Regions from separate parts of the Homo sapiens genome. Here region 2 is linked to region 1. A link is an interaction called in ENCODE POLR2A ChIA-PET data of the cell type or tissue named here. Cell type or tissue: K562. All regions are shown on one strand. Each heading gives the region's core, and the rest is flanking DNA. Links, peaks and the distances in the headings are about the cores only. Region 1 holds the start of AP2M1 (adaptor related protein complex 2 subunit mu 1). Region 2 overlaps ABCC5 (ATP binding cassette subfamily C member 5).

What was found. ChIA-PET counts read pairs that join two places held together with the same protein. Peaks named below come from ENCODE experiments on the same cell type or tissue, not always from the same donor. Only the 100,000 strongest peaks of a DNase experiment are listed, where the experiment ranks them.
Region 2: POLR2A ChIA-PET joins it to region 1 with 11 read pairs; 3 of 35 experiments call an interaction of 5 or more read pairs at or near these places.

The regions. Positions count from the first base shown.
Region 1 is chr3:184,170,243-184,178,537 of GRCh38, reverse strand. It overlaps DVL3 (dishevelled segment polarity protein 3), which reads right to left. Exons shown (of 15, transcript NM_004423.4): 15 at 4,924-8,219. The coding sequence ends at 7,783. AP2M1 (adaptor related protein complex 2 subunit mu 1) reads right to left here and starts at 3,683. Exons shown (of 12, transcript NM_004068.4): 1 at 3,579-3,683; 2 at 1,471-1,587. The coding sequence starts at 1,544. RefSeq lists silencers at 943-1,237, 3,306-3,355 and enhancers at 1,078-2,033, 3,566-3,635, 6,703-6,997. In K562, for the core only: no CTCF peak of the experiment used is centred there; DNase peaks (open chromatin) are centred at 1,857, 3,777 and 6,777; H3K4me3 peaks cover 2,625 bases.
Region 2 is chr3:183,971,611-183,979,937 of GRCh38, reverse strand. It overlaps ABCC5 (ATP binding cassette subfamily C member 5), which reads left to right. Exons shown (of 30, transcript NM_005688.4): 9 at 1,287-1,435; 10 at 2,314-2,421; 11 at 8,019-8,327. Among named protein-coding and RNA genes, the nearest start is that of ABCC5-AS1, 31 kb to the left of the region's middle. In K562, for the core only: no CTCF peak of the experiment used is centred there; DNase peaks (open chromatin) are centred at 2,347 and 3,867.

The DNA.
Region 1 (8,295 bases), core at 296-8,295:
TAATTTCCCAGCTTTATCTAGCTTCCCTGTAAGCTCCCAGGTCCAGGACAGAAAGAGACACTGCTTCTTCAGTCCTCCCGCTAGTGATCCCACCAGTGGGGAGGGCCGACTCCTCCAGATGTTAGACAAAGCCAGCATGGCTTCAGAAGTCACAAAGGAGGGAGAAGTACCAAGGGGCCATGGAATTGTGCTACCCATTCTTGCCCAGGATCCAACTCCAGAGCAAGTTGAGGGAATGAAAAAGGATGCAGGAAAACGATGGGGGCAGGCCCCCACCCACCTGTACCTGGGCAGCAGCTTGAGAGGCCGCTTACCTATTGCTACGGCAGCCAATGAGATGGGATGAGAGAAATGACGCCAGCAAGAAGAGGAGAGTGATAGCAACGAGAGAGAGGGTTAGACACACAACACACCGGGAGGGCGGCACACACCGTGAGGCAGAAGCAGACAAGACAGGCAAGGCGGCGTGTGACCTGGCCTTGGCTTGCCCAGTCCATCCAAGGCAGGAGGGGGTCTGGGGTGGGGGGTGTAGCCAGCCAGGTTCAGACAGGCCAGGCCTTGCCACAGCTGCAGCTCTAGCTCATGCCACACCACCAGCCAATGGACAAACGCCCGCAAGGGCCAAGCCAGCCCATCAGCCAGGGAGCCAAATGAAGAGCACTGCCACAGGCCCATTCTGTGACTTTATCTCAAGCTCTCTGAGGAAGAAAAACAGGCAGCAGGAACCAGAGGAGCCTACTCTTTAGCGCCTCGGAGGCTAGGATAGGTCCCTTCAGTCGCAAAGAACAAGGGCGTGCAAGGGGGCGCAGAATGAGAAGGCAGGCTGTGGCTCTGTGTGAAGGCCCAGGATATGGAGCTGCTCTGGGTCTACTGAGAGGGTAGCATGGCTTCCCTGCCCTCCCACAGTGACCCAGAGAGTGCCTCACGCTTCCAGCCACTCCCCAGGGAATGGGCCAGAGGAACTGAAGACAGCTGAGTCAGCAGCCTGACGACTCCTGAGAAAGGGAGCAGGAGAGGATTGGGCAGCCTGGAGGGGCTTTCAACAGAATCCAGTGAAGGCGTTTGATATGGGAAGGGCTTCTGAGAGCAAGGCTTAGATGGATTAGTGCCTCCAGCGTGGCCACTAACCCCACCCACTGGAGACATTTCTCCTCCTCCTCCTCAAAGAAGGAATTCACCAGCCTGGGCAAAGGCACTGTAACTAGAGAAACAGGATGCAGGAAGGGAAGGAGTTCCTAAAGCTGTGGGACCATGCCATTCCACAGGTCCCACCTAGGGGCTGGCAGGCTGGCTGCCGGGCCAATACCACCAGACCTAATGGGAGCCAGGCTACACTAGCTGAGCTTCCAGGGTGCAGCCAGGGGTCAGGGTGGCCCAAGTCAAGCCAATGGTGGGAAAAGACCTAATCCTGTATGCTGGGGCTGGGGGGCTGGAGTGGTGGGGCACAGCTGGCTCCGCCAGGGGACTCACCCGATGTCATCTCGGTAGACTCGGGAGATGAGCACCTCCCCCTTGTGATTATAGATGAATAAGCCTCCAATCATGGCGGCAGATCAGTCTCCGCGGCCCATCGCTCTGAGAACAGACCTAGGACAGGCGGGGGCAGGGTAAAAGAAGACCTCAGAATCGCTGCCAACATCCCCTGTGGAGCTGTGCAGGTCACTGGAGCTTCTTTCCTGACTCAACCCTTTAGTAAGTGACCCTGCAGCCCTCCCAGACATGCCCCTCCCCTCAGCCAGGCTCCAGTTCCTGTTTATTCCACACTAGATGGGAGAAAGAAACAGAGAGAGATTAGGCCCAGGATTCTAAGGCCATTTTGACCCTCCCTTTCCTGGGGCTGAGCATCAGTAACCCCCGCCCCCTCTCCCCAGCACTGAGCTCAGGAATGATCCTTTTCGGCCCCCTCCTGTGCAGACTCTCGGGCTCCCGCCAGTGACTCACTAAGGCTTGCCTGCCTGCCTGCGGCTGCAGGAATGGCGGTAGGCATTACTCCAGTTGGTTCAGGCCTGGGGCCCCCAGGCATAACCTTTAGAGCATCCAGTCTCTTGGGCTCCACTACCCTTCAGAGAAGGTCGCAGGGCCTGAACTTCCGGCACTCTAATTCACAGAATTCAAACATTCCAGGAAAGGGTATAAGGAGAAGAGAAGGGAGCCCTTAGGCCCTAATGTGGACCCGGGAGTGTGGCTTAACCTCTTCCAGGCAGTGGAATAAGCAGGCAAAGGGCACAGGAGGAAGGTCCTAGGGCTGGCAGACTACACTTCCATCACCCAAGCTGCTTATTACAGTTATTTCTGATTACCACCCCCCTTTCAAAAAGCTCTGGAATGCAATAAAAATAAGGACTGGGGGGTGGGGGTGGCGCAGGCTCATAAAATTAAGAAATCCTTCCATCTGAAATCGTGATTCCAGGCCCATGAAGTAACTCATTTCTGGCCTGGGTGCCTATAAGCAAGAAGCAGGGATGTCAGGATGCCTGAATTATCCAAATTATTTGGGTCAAATTAATTTAGACTGTTTGAGAAAAGGCATTAATTTGGTTTTAGATTTCCTGGATTAGCCCTGGTATTAATTTCACAGGGAGTACTTTAGAGGACTTTTCTAAACTGGAAAATAAAGCCTTTTCCTGTGGCTGTCAAGGTCTTCCAGAGGGGTGAGCGGTCTCTCAAGGTGGTGGACTCATCCCATCCCTCAGTCCCAAACAGGCTGGGAGAGGAGATGCAAAATGGAGGTAGAGCCTGGGGCAAAGCACCAAGTCCACAGGTATCGAGTGGTAGGTAGCGAAGGGCACCCGAGAACCAGAGGGGGGCCTTGGGCAAGAATGGAACATTTAGTTAAGGGGAAAGACCTTCAGTGAAAGCCAGGCAGCGTCCTCAGGTGAGCCCACAGCAGCAAACTGGGCTGGTGGAGTGAACGTAAAGGTAAGGGTTTCCAGTATGGAAAAGGTCAAGGCTTTAAGAAGGAAAAACCGGCCGGGGGAACTGACAGTGGTGAATAAGGGAAAGCTGGGGAGACAGAGCCTGCTTGGGGTTCAGGTGCAGAGTAATGAGAGGGTGGTAGGCTTTTCGCCTTGGGGAGGACATTGTGGGAAAAGATGGTGCCATGGGGGTGCGGGGGCTGTCACAGGTCTAAGGAAGAAGAGCCGCGGGGTGCCACTGAACTAAGAGGAGGGGGTGCCGCATGGCGTGAGACCTGTCACGGTGCAAGGCGGCGGCACAAAGGGGTGTCACTGTCCTACGAGACGGGGAAATTGTCCTTGCGCGGAGGGGTAGGGGGTTGGCACGATCCTAGGGAGGGGGCGCTGCGCAGCGTTCCTGCTCTGGGAGGATTCCAAGCGGTATCCCTCTCATGGGAGGCGCCAGGCGGGTCAGGTGGAGGGCACCGCTCCCCGCCAGCCCTGCAATCGCGCCCCGGGCGCCCCCGCCCCACCGTCAGCTAGCTCCCGGGTCCGAAGGCTGAAGCCACTCCCGGGTGTGGGCAGCTTTCCGCCAGCTCAGTGCAGGGCAGGACAAAGCTGCGCGGCGAGGCAGACGACCCGCAGCGTCCTCCTCCACGCCATAAGGCCAGATCCCCGGCTCACCTGGTGTCCTCGGCCCCCTGCTCTGCCGGCCCGGCCACTCTCCGGATCCCAAGATGTCCGCCCGCCCCCTGCTCGTCTGCCCGCTGCCTCGGCTTTCACCGCAGTGCCGCCGCCCCGCCCCGGCCCCGGCTGCGCGTGCGCGCCGGCGTCTAGCGCCGACTACAAATCCCGTCAGGCCTCGCGGCCTCCTTGCTTGCAATTTGAAGCGCTCTAGGTTTAGCAAAACTACAACTACCGACTGCCTTCGAGAAACCGCCCCCGCCTCAGGAAGGGGTAGGCGTGGCCTTAGTCGGCCCTACCAGAAATACACATTCCAGCATACACCGCTCCACCCGCCTCATTTTTTTTTTTTTTTTTTTTTTTTTTTTTTTTTTCACTGAGCGCTCTGGGAATTGTAGTCCCTGCACTTCCTCCTGTTCCTATTTGTGTTCTGGAGAGCTTTGGGATATTAATGCCATTTGTGGAAGCACATCTGTTAAGCCTTGGATTGCTGTAGGCCTTTTCTGTCTCCAGAGTCCCAGGACTGGCTGTCCTCACTTTACACACAAATAAATACAACTGGGCAGTAGAAGTGTTTGTGCTGAATTTACTGCTTTCTAACACTACCTCTGATTCTCTCAAGCTTTTCTCATATATTTGTTCCGGACATGAGCTTTTTCCAAGGGATCAAGACCCAAGGAGAGGAGCGGGGAGGAAGGAGGCGACTACTTGGAAGAAACTAAACCTTTTCACAAATAAGTCCATGACTGTACACTCTTCCCGGAGGTCAGCTACAGCTTTTCATGAACGAGCCGATGTTCTCCTTAGCTATACCTATGCGACTGTGTATGCCTTCTAGTGACAGGCATATATGTTGCTTAGAAGACGTTCGAAGAGTTGAATTTAGTTTGACATGGGATTTGAAATCCCCTCTTTGATAAACAGAATCTTTACATCCAAGCTGAGGAGACAGACCCAACCCTCACACATGAAAGGCCTGCTTGGTTCTTGCAGAGTCTTAAGAAAATCTGTTGGCTCTTCTCTTTCTGTAGGCAGAGATAAACTGCTGCCTTCCTTGGGCAGGACTACGCCTGTCATGGGAGGAAGGAAGGGCAAGAAAGGACAGATCTGGTTGCAAATGTTACAGTCCTTCCCAGCCTCCAGCCAGAAGCCACGATGTGGCAGGATGAAGATCTGACCTCTCTCACATCATAGTCACGGCCTGAAGTCATTAAGTGACTGAATACAGGCACTTCTAATTTTTGAACCAGCACTCAAGGCTTCACTTCTACCTTTGCAAAAGCTTTATCTTCCAAAAATACCCTAAACTGCTACCAATTTAGAGTAAATAATAATAATGATAAAATAATAATAATAATAGCTACCATTTATTGAGCACCTACTCTACTGTGTGCCAGGCACTGTGCTAGGCACTTTTCGTACAATATCTAATTTAAATCCTCACAACAACCCTGTGAGGTAGGTATTATTATCATCATTTTACATACGAGGGAACTGAGGCTCAGAGAGGTTAAATAACTCTATCACACAACCAAAAATAGTAGAGCTGGAATTCAAACCCAAAACCACCTAACTCCAAATCCCATGCTCCAATGAATTAAAGTAGAGAGGGGAGAGGGAGGGCCAAATTCAAGACAGAGTGTTGGAGTGAAATGGATATGATATGCTGATAAGATATGGGAAGAAGGAATGTAAGCTCATAAATGTTTCTAGCTGGTGAGCCTATGTAGATTGTGATGAAGTAACCAGGAGAGGAATTCAGGAGGAACATACTTGGTTGGGCAGATGAGTTGAGTCTATACGGAACTGTCCATAGAGATGTCCAGTAGGTAATACCAATACAGATCTAAAGTCTGGGGGAAGTTGGGGGTTGGAGCTATGTATTTGGGAATCACCAGCATATCAGCAGCAATTGAGGACATCAGGATGAATGACTCCATTTTGGGAGTAAATAGAAAGGAAAGAGAAGTGAATCAAAGATGGAACGATGGAAGCACTGATACTGACAGGCATGAGCAATCGTTGAGAAATTCTCAAGAGAGTCGGACAAGACAGAGTCAGAGAGAGAAGTACATGAAACAGCCCTGTAGTGGTGGCTAGAAGCCATGGACTGGGTTGGGAACAATTCTAGAGCTCCCAGAAGGCAGGCAAGATTGAGTCACACTTCCAACAAAGCCCTCTGCACACCAAAACCCCAGGAAGTATTGTTTTTCTTTGTTAGTTTGCTTTTGAGACAGAATCTCACTCTGTCACCCAGGCTGGAGTGCGATCTCAACTCACTGCAACCTCCGCTTGCTTCCTGGATTCAAGCGATTCTTGTGCCTCAGCCTCCTGAGTAGCTGAGATTACAGGCAGGTGCCAAAACACCCATCTAATTTTTGTATTTTTAGTAGAGACAGGGTTTTGCTATGTTGGCCAGGCTGGTCTCGAACTCCCGACCTCAAGTGATCCACCTGTCTCAGCCTCCCAAAGTGCTGGGATTACAGACGTGAGCCACCGCACCCGTCCAAGGAAGTATTGTTAATTGAAATAAATGCCAAAATGTTCCTACCTTGGTTTACCCCAAAACCTGGAGCTAAGAACTTCATCTCACTTTTGACACCCCAGCCCCCAAAATATGGAAGCCCAGGAGAGCCAGGAGAATTTATAGCAGAGGCTTAAAGAGAAAGTTATGATTTGTTTAAAGTAGAGAATAAGGTGAAAAATAAAACCTGGTACTCTGTCTGGAAGTCCTGGAAGTCTCCTTGCCCAACCTCAACTGGCCTGTGGGCTCCTGTGTCCTTGCTCTGGGATGCCATGGTGAATGTGAAAACAGGGGAGGTTGTGTGTGGGGGTGGGAATGGCCTGTCGGTTGCAAGGCGAGTCCTTTGCTGAGCCCAGCCTGAGACCCAGCTTATGGGCTTTATCCAGGTGAGAAAATGCTGGGGACATGTGTGCGAGGTTTAAGGTCTACCAGGAAGGGGAGAAGGGTGTCAGGGGACCAGCCCCACAACCTAGGAGAGGATTAGGAGGGTCCAGCCCTTTGGGCAGGGACCAGCCCTGAGGCTTAAATGAACTTGCATAGGCACCTGTGTATGCATCTCTGTGCATGTATGCATACATGAGTGAGAGAGAAAGATAAAGAGAGCTAAAGAGGCCCCCCTCCCCCCGCCGCAGGCTGCCACACGTGGTGCGATCCGATTCTCTCTGGAAAGGAGGAGAGTCTCTCATGCATGGGTGAAGTTGGGCCCTCCCCAGAAGCCTAGTGACTCATTATGTTAACGTGTGGGTGTGGGGGCTGGACATCCTTGGGAAGCCCTGAGGGGCTGCTGAAGCAGGGTTCCTGGTCTCCTCGGAGGCTGGGCCTCCCCTCGCTGGGGGCTCACAGAAAGTCAAACAGCCCGAAATTCTTGGCTGCTCCAGGCCCAGGGTAAATTGGGGGAGGAAAAAAGAAAGAAAAGAAATGTTTCAGGCCTGGAGGTGAGATGAGCCTGCTGGTTAGTAGGGTTAGGGGTCTGAAGGAACCAGCACGCAGGGCAGGCATGGGGCAGGGGTAGAGCAGAGATGCTCCCTGGAAGCCACCAGCTGCTCAGGCAACTGAGGGGGCCCTCTGGGCCTCTGATCTAGGCACAGGCAGGGATGGCATGGATGGCTATTGGAGGCGACTACAGCTTTAGGTTGCAGGACTGAGGCAGCAGGCAGGGGGATGGTTAGTAGGGGCAGATGAAGCAAATATATTTTGGTTTCAGTAATGTGGGGTAAAGTCAAGAGGTTTGCACACGTGCCTGATGGGGTGGGGTTAATAGAGGGATGATGTAGCTGAATAAATGGTGAAAGGGAGCTAAAGGGGAAACGAGAGAATGAGGGAGTGAGCGTGCCACCAAGGTCATTGCTGGGGTCAACTCCCAAAATGGGGGTTGCAGAGGGGAGTAAGGGGTAGCACCAACAAGTCTGGTCCCAGAGACAAAAGGGGTCCTGGGAAGTCCTGCGCAGGGATTAGTGGGCAGAGGAAACGAACTGGGGCCAGAGGCAGGTTAGGGGGCTGCAGAGCCAATCGGTAGGTGCACCCCACCCTCGCAGCACCCTGCGAGCAGTTAGCGCACCTGGATTTAGTTCCTTTTATTTCCCTTTCAGGTACCAGACAAAGTAAAAAAGACGGACGGATGGAGAGAGGAACGCAGCCGGCTGGGGTGGGAGCGGAATGGAGCTGGGGGAGGGGCCCTGCTCACATCACATCCACAAAGAACTCACTGGGGTTTCCCATGGCCATGCGGAAGGACTGTCTGCTGGCGGTCAGTTCCGGGGGCACTGAGGCCAGGTCGCGGCCCGGAGGGGCTCCTGGGGGCCCCATGGCCGCGGGCGGCGGGGGCATCATCAGCATGGGGGGGCCGTAGAGAGGGGGCACTCCGGGAGGACCGTAGCTCGGGTGTGTGTGGTGGCTGCGAAGGCTGCTGGCCAGGGAATGGTGGCTGCGGTGGCTGTGCTCGCTGGCCGCCGGCCCTGAGCGCTCGCTGGGCGCCCGCTCCCGCGGCCCCCGCAGGCTGCTGCGTGTGGTGTGGTCCGATTCGCTGCCGCTGCCCCCGGACTTGGAGTCCCCGGCCTTCGGGTCCTTCTCCTTCCTCCGATCGCTGCCGCTACGGTTGGAGCCACTGCTCCGACTGCCTGTAGGAGGCAAACAGGGCCGGGGTGGGGCAGGCTGAGCGGGCGGGGGAAGCCTGGGGCCCACCTATAGCCTTCC
Region 2 (8,327 bases), core at 68-8,067, 200 kb after region 1:
CACCACTGCACTCCAGCCTCGGCAACAGAGTGAGACTCCCGTCTTAAAAAAAAAAAAAGTATTGGCCGGGCGAGGTGGCTCATGCCTTTAGTCTCCACGCTTTGGAAGGAGAGACAGGATCACTAGAGCCCAGGAGTTCAAGACCAGCCTGGACAACGTACTGAGACCTCCTCTCTACAAAAAATAAAACATAACTGGGCATGGTAGTGCACATCTGTGGTCCCAGCTACTTGGGAGGCTAAGATGGGAGGATCACTTGAGCCATGGAGGTTGAGGCTGCGGTGAGCCGTGATTGTGCCACTGCACTCCAGCCTGAGCAACAGAGCGAGACCTCGTCTGAAAAAAAAGTATCTTATTGTTCTGCTTCCTGCTCCACGGTCTTCAGTACACTATGGTTGCTTTGCTAATATGGGGGTTGATTTTGCAAATATTTAAGAAAAATCATTCTGCCTATAGAAATTGTATTTCACCTATCTTCTTCCGGTTGTCATTACTGCATTTTTATATGGAAGCTTCTATCCCACTGCCAACATACAGCAGGCACTCTGGGAAATGTTAGTTCCCTCCCCACTGCCCCTTTTTTTTTTTTTTTTGAGATAAGGCCTGGCTTTGTCACCCAGTCTGGAATACAGCGGTGCAATCTCGGTGCACTGCAACTTCCACCTCCCAGGTTCAGGCAATTCTCCGGCCTCAGCCTCCCAAGTAGCTGGGATCATAGGCGTGTACTACCACACCCGGCTAATTTTTGTATTTTTAGCAGGGACGGGGTTTTGCCGTGTTGGCCAGGCTGGTCTCGAACACCTGACCTCAGGTGATTCCCCCTGCTTTGGGCCTCCCAAAGTACTGGGATTATAGGCATGAGCCACCGCACCTGGCCTCTTAGTCCCTCCCTTTTTAATTCTCCAGTGCCATTGTGTTGTCTTTCCTATTAATTCCTTAGGCAAAAAGTCAACAACAACCAGGTAAGCAAACACAACTGCCAATTATAGATACAATTAATGTGTTCATTCCTTCTCAACCTAAGAAATTTACAAGAAGAATCAGAAAAAGGTATCATAGAAGATGATGATTGAGTTCATACATAGTGACTGCTTTCTGTTAGATTCATTCCTGTCACTTGATCCATTTCAAACCTCAGCCTTTTATACCAGCTTTAGTGGTAGAGTTGATAGTCATAGGTGTTGAAGGGTGGCTGGAGACCTACAGAGTCTTGTTTGGAGGTGGAGGAACAACATCCCTAGGCTTCTTTTAACTTGCTTTGAAATTGGCTTGCTTTTTATTCATAGAAATCCGCGAGGAGGAGCGTCGGATATTGGAAAAAGCTGGGTACTTCCAGAGCATCACTGTGGGTGTGGCTCCCATTGTGGTGGTGATTGCCAGCGTGGTGACCTTCTCTGTTCATATGACCCTGGGCTTCGATCTGACAGCAGCACAGGTCAGGGAACCCTCAGGGATGGGGAACATTTTAGAAATACCACATTTGCTGGAGGCTGAGGCAGGAAAATCACTTGAACCCAGGTGGTGGAGGTTACAGTGAGCCAAGATCATGCCATTGCACTCCAGCCTGGGGGACAGAGCAAGACTCCATCTCAAAACAAAACAAACAAACAAACAAAAAAAAAATACCACATATGGAGATGATGCTGTGGTCCTCTCCTTACTGGACCTGGAGGTTCCCCCAAGAATTAGTAGGTATTTTTTCATTCATGGGATTAAGCTGAGAAGCAGAAGAGTGGGGAGCCAGCCCTTATGCACAAATAGTGTATGAGTTGTTTTTAGTCAACATAAGTTTGAGTTTAATTCTGAAATTACAGATCATCCTGTGGTTCATATTTACTGACAATTTTAATTGAAGGTCTCAAAAACTCTACTTAAAAAAAAATGTGGCCAGGCATGGTGGCTCACGCCTGTAATCCCAGCACTTTGGGAGGCCGAGGCGGGCGGATCACTTGAGGTCAGAAGTTTGAGACCAGCCTGGCCAACATGGTGAAACCCTGTCTCTACTAAAAATACAAAAATTAGCTGGGCATAGTGGTGCATGCCTGTAATCCCAGCTACTCGGGAGGCTGAGGCAGGAGAATTGCTTGAACCTGGGAGGTGGAAGTTGCAGTGAGCCAAGATCGTGTCACTGCACTCCAGCCTGGGCGACAGAGCGAGACTCCGTCTCAAAAAAAAAAAAATGTAATTGACTTGTAATAACAGCTGACCGTGAAGTTGCAGCCTTCCTAGCGCCTGAGAGGAAATTCATGGTGTCAGGTTACTTCAGTTGCATAGCATCATTAGGCACAGTTTCTTCTCTTCTCCTATTTTCAGGCTTTCACAGTGGTGACAGTCTTCAATTCCATGACTTTTGCTTTGAAAGTAACACCGTTTTCAGTAAAGTCCCTCTCAGAAGCCTCAGTGGCTGTTGACAGATTTAAGGTAAGTGGCTCCTTCCCCTGCCCCCGTGTCAGGAGCCCTCCCCACACAACTAACTGCTGGCTCTGTTCAAGGGGCCACCCAGGCTGGCCTCACTGGGCTTAAGCTTGGCTTTGGCCTTTTGGCAAGTTGGTAAGAAAAAGGGGGCAGTGGAGGAGACTGAATTGAGGGATGAGACTTGTCACCTTTTTTAATTAATGTGAATTTTTACCTTTTGTGAACGGCCATGATCTGGGCTCCCAGGATTGCAGAGTTCCCCTTTAGAGCTAGCCCCTTCCACCTGGGCCTGACATGGATGTGTCGCAACTCACTGGGCCTTGAAGTGGCTTAAACCTAGAAGACCAGCACTGTGGGGCATCTTCCCCTTGATCTTTGCTACTGTCACTTTGATTGATTGACATGCTGAATCCTTTTTGATACTTTCTTTTTCCTGCCCTGTGGTGCTACTCACGATGCAGGGAAAGCAGTTACATGGAAATAGTCATAAAACTAGGTCATGTTGAGAAGTGCAGTTAAGTAAGTCTCAGCTTCTTTTCTTGCAGGTGGTTAGTTGATCATACCTTGGCTGTGTTCTTTGTTCCTTCAGAATACTACACATACATGATACAAAAGGGAGTATATTTGGGAGGGTGGAGAGAAATAGATATTTGATAGTGGTTAATACTTAACAAAAAAAGGGATGCCATGTGGGCTGGAATTCCTTGATGTTGCCACTGCATAGATTAGCTCCTATGTCCCTGCTTGTCTTTATTGGCCAGTGAGAGGAATAAGAAAGCAATTTTGGTGATGTGAAGGCTTGAAGCTCACATGTTTGAGGGATGAATATAATCATCTTGGAGGTTCAGGAGAAAACAAATTGGATTTTCTTCTTAAGAAACATGGAAACTCAGTTCCCGAGATTTGTTTGTATTCTACTTGTTTACAGTTGACCGGGTGACTTTTATTTGGTCAAGAAAGCTAGTCCTGGCTGGGTGTGGTGGCTCACACCTGTAATCCCAGCTCTTTGGGAGGCTGAGGCAGGTGGCTCACTTGAGCCCAGGAGTTCAAGACCAGCCTGGGCAACACAGCAAGACCCCGTCTCTACAAAAAAATAAAAAAATAGCCAGGTGCAGTGGTGTGCGCCCACAGTCCTAGCTACCCGGGGGGCTGAGGTGGGAAGATTGCTTGAGCCCAGGAGGTCGAGCCTGCAGTGAGTTATGATCATGGCACTGCACTCCAGCCTGGGCAACAGAATGAGACTCTTATCTGTGTTTTTGTTTTTTTTTGTTGTTGTTTGTTTGTTTCTTACAAAAAGAGAAGAAAGAAAAAGGAAGGGAGGGAGGGAAGAGAGAGAAGGAAGGAAGGAGAGAAGAGAGAAAGGAAGAAAGCTAGTCTTCGAATGTGCCCCTCCCCCACCCCAACGTGGCCACTTCTTAGAAAACCAAGAGCTGAGTCATATGAAAAAAAATGGCCTAATGGGACTCAGAGCTTTATTTTGCTGAATCCGCAATAACCAGTCGTGGATGAAAGCAAATGTTTGACCATAAGTTCTCCCTGCTGTTCATTTCTATATTCTTGTTAGTGAATGGATTTGGTAGCACTTTGGATAAAGTAAGGGCATGTAGTGTAGGTTGGTCCTCCCCTTGTTTTTCGAGGGCTCTCATCTCCTGCTTATTAGTGAGGACTTGGATTAGCAGGTGGCTTTCACATCATAGGTCCCTCCTCTCTCCAGGAAGCCTCAGAATTAATAGTAGAAGCAGCACCACCCACAGCTCTATTTGATGCCCCATGAGACTTTAGACCCCTTCTATCTTACTTCTCTTGGTGGTCTCAGTCTCTTTTTTTCCTTGTTATTCTTTTTTTAATTAGATGCTTGGCACAAGATAACAAGTATTTATGGCCAGCCTTGGTGGCTCACGCCTGTAATCCCAACACTTTGGGAGGCTGAGGTGGTTGGATCACTTGAGGTCAGGAGTTCAAGACCAGCCTGGCCAACATGGTAAAACCCTGTCTCTACTAAAAATCCAAAAAATTAGCCAGGTGTGGTGGTGTGTGCCTGTAGTCCCAGCTACTCGGGAGGCTGAGGCAGGAGAATCGCTTGAACCTGGGAGGTAGGGGTTGCCATGAGTCGAGATCGCGCCACTGCACTCCAGCCTGGGCAACACAGCGAGACTCTGTCTCAGAAAAAAAAAGATAACGAGTGTTTATTACTTAATTCCTCCCGAACTCTAAGCCGGTTCTTTCTTCTTATCTTCAGATGTCTATTAATTAGAATTACATTGACTTTATGAGGGTTGGGGGGCTGTTTTTTAGGTGTAAGGCAACTGTTTATTATGTTTCTGAGTACGTTAAAGGAAGTTTGCCTCAATCTTGGGGGACCATCTAAGGCAGCCTTTTGAAAACAACAGAACTGTTCCTGGGATTGTATCTCCCCAAAAGCATCTGCCCTCTCATCATTTTTAGAAGATGGAATATAGAATAACAAGGATGAGACTTGCTTCTTTGATTCATTTTACAGACCTTGAAACTCACTGACGATGTTGCAGAGCCCTGCTTTTCACCCTGTGTCTTGTTTTACATCATTTTCTTTCTTTCTTTTTTAAATTGGAGTTGGAGATCTGACAGATTTGCAAGTATAGTCTTTTCTCTATTTCACCTACCCTGCAAGTGCATATGGCAGGAGAACTTGTTGCTTCCTGTTGGGTAGTATGCATAAAGAATAGGAAAAGAGATATAAAATTTATTTATGTAACCTGTAATTTATTGATTTGATAACCTGTAGAAAGGCAGTGTGAAGCTGCACTGATTGTCACCAGTGGAATAGGGTGGCTTGCTCTAGCAAATACAGACACAGGACACCCAGTGAAATACTGCATGGAATATACTTATACTGAAAAATTATTATTGTTTTTCTGGAATTAAATTTAACGGGGGCCCGGCATGGTGGCTCACGCCTGTAATCCTAAGCACTTTGGGAGGCTGAGCAGGTGGATCTCTTGAGGCCAGGAGTTCGAGACCAGCCTGGCCAACATTATGAAACCCCGTCTCTACTAAAAATACAAAAATTAGCTGGGTGTGGTGGTGGGCACCTGTAATCCCAGCTACTCAGGAGGGCTGACACAGGAGAATGGCATGAACCTGGGAGGCAGAGGTTGCAGTGAGCTGAGATTGCGCCACTGCATTCCAGCCTGGGTGACAGAGTGAGATCCTGTCTCAAAAAATAAATAAATACATTAATTAATTAATTTAACTGGGCATCTTATATTTATCTGGCAACCCTGTGAGTAGTCCCCTCTTCTGTTCTCAACAGATTCATTCTGATTTGATTCTTCTAGTGAATGAATAGTGTTTTCATGGTCAGTGTCCTGTGATAAAGTTGAGGCTTATGGTTTATAGGTTTATATGGTTATAGGTTTATGTTATATCTAAGATTCTGTTGTTCTGACAGGTGCAAATTCAAGTAGATACAAGTTCAAGTATGGGGAGGCCCTTCTCTGCCTCTTAGCACGTCAGGGCAGAGTGATCTGAAGCCGAAACTCTCCTGGTAGAAGGGAGGGTAAGGCTGCGGGGAGTAGGAAGGAAACATGGGGCTGGAGCTGTGAAAACCAGTAGGTACTGGCATGTTTCTTAATAGTTCATTGAGGCCTAAAAGACCTTCATCCTTTGAATAACTCTTTAAGGGAGAGAAATGATGGAAATTCTGTCGGCATGTGGTTTTACTCTGTGAAGGTGATCAAAATGTTTGGCATGTTACTCTTAGTTCAATCTCTCAGGAAGGCTTTGAACAAATGAAAGCAGCAGCCATTTCAGCAAGCGGGGGCCACACCTAAGGTTACTCGAGAGTGAAGATTATCTCAGAAGTTTAGAATCATGACACTTCGGGGAAGATAGGATCAGGGATGAATGGGAGACGGGGGCTTAAGGGAGAGCTTAGAAGTTTAGAATCTAAGAGAGAAAGGGTTTGTTTTTGGGGAGAGGGATTATGTATGATATTTAATAGCACCTGCAAACTTTAAGATAGCTGGGGGGTTCTCAGTAACTAAGGAGGGTCCTGACCCTAAAAGCTATCTTTTCTCTAAAGATTTTGTAATGTTTAAAATTTTTTTAAATTAAGATAAATATATTTTAAATCATACTGTGAATCCAACTGGTATAGCATTCTGTAGAGAAGATCACTGGCTTAAGAGGATTGTTAGAAGGTGGCTCACACCTGTAATCCCAGCACTTTGGGAGGCTGAGGCGGGTGGATCACGAGGTCAGGAGATCTAGACATCCTGGCTAATATAGTGAAACCCTGTCTCTACTAAAAATACAAAAAATTAGCCAGGCGTGGTGGCGGGCACCTGTAGTCCCAGCTACTCGGGAAGCTGAGGCAGGAAAATGGCGTGAACTCAGGAGGCGGAGCTTGCAATGAGCCGAGATTGCACCACTGCACTCCAGCCTGGGCGACACAGCGAGACTCCATCTCACCAAAAAAAAAAAAAAAAAAAAGTGGATTCAAAGTCTTACGGGAAAATCCTGGGCTGTGATTTATTGTGATCAGTGTTTTACATCTTAATTTCAGAAACATTTCCCTCTTCAAGAGTTCATTCTTCAGCTGGGTGCGGTGGCTCACGCCTGTAATCCCAGCACTTTGGGAGGCTGAGGCAGGCAGATCACTTGAGCCCAGGAGCTCAAGACCAGCCTGGCCAACATAGTGAAACCCCATCTCTACAAAAAAATACAAAAATTAGCCGGGCATGGTGGCACGTGCCTGTAATTTCAGCTACTTGGGAGGCTGAGGCATCAGAATCTCTTGAACCTGGGAGGTGGAGGTTGCAGTGAGTCGAGATCGTGCCACTGCACTCCTATCTGGGCAACAGAGCGAGACTCCATCTCAAAAAAAAAATTATTTTTCTTTTAACATAACTCAGGGGTCTCTGGGAATGAGTGGGAGGAAAGTGTCTTGTTCTCTTCCCAAGGGTTGTTTCTCAGGGAGATACCCTTCACTTCCATGCAAGCCTGTTCCTTTGGTTGTTTGAACTCTCAAGTTCCAAGGCAAGGCTTTGAAGACATGAGAGTTTCTTGGCAAGAAGATGTTCTCTGCGGTAGATGAAACTTTAGATACTCTTTTCTGACGGTAGCAATGTAAGCCTGTGACAGTCTCTACTCCTAGATACATGCGGCGCTGTGAGTGTGGGAAGTGGGCAGGCTTTGGCATTCTGCAGGAGGGGTCTGGAAGGAAAACACGTAGTGAGCATCTGTACTGGAGGTCAGCATGCCCTTTGCTTTTCCTACCTGCTTTTTACTACTCCTTAGAACAAGGGGCTACGTGCCAGTCAGTTAAATGTCATTAGGTCCGCTTTAGGCTGGCTGAGGGGGAAAGGCAGTTTAGCATGTAATTTGTCATGTGGAATATTGGGTCATTGATAAGGCCCCTGGACCTCTTGAGGTTGCCCCACACTCCCGTGACCCCTTGATGGGCCTGAGATTGGGCTGCACTAATGAGCTACCTTTTGCCCTTCAGCTTCCTTCCACTGTATAGCCTGATGTGTTTTGCTACGTGAGTGTACGCCCTAGGCTTGTCTCCCTGGTCTTGATCCAGTGTCTCATCTTTGCACCTCTCTCACAACTCCTATCAGAGTTTGTTTCTAATGGAAGAGGTTCACATGATAAAGAACAAACCAGCCAGTCCTCACATCAAGATAGAGATGAAAAATGCCACCTTGGCATGGGACTCCTCCCACTCCAGTATCCAGAACTCGCCCAAGCTGACCCCCAAAATGAAAAAAGACAAGAGGGCTTCCAGGGGCAAGAAAGAGAAGGTGAGGCAGCTGCAGCGCACTGAGCATCAGGCGGTGCTGGCAGAGCAGAAAGGCCACCTCCTCCTGGACAGTGACGAGCGGCCCAGTCCCGAAGAGGAAGAAGGCAAGCACATCCACCTGGGCCAC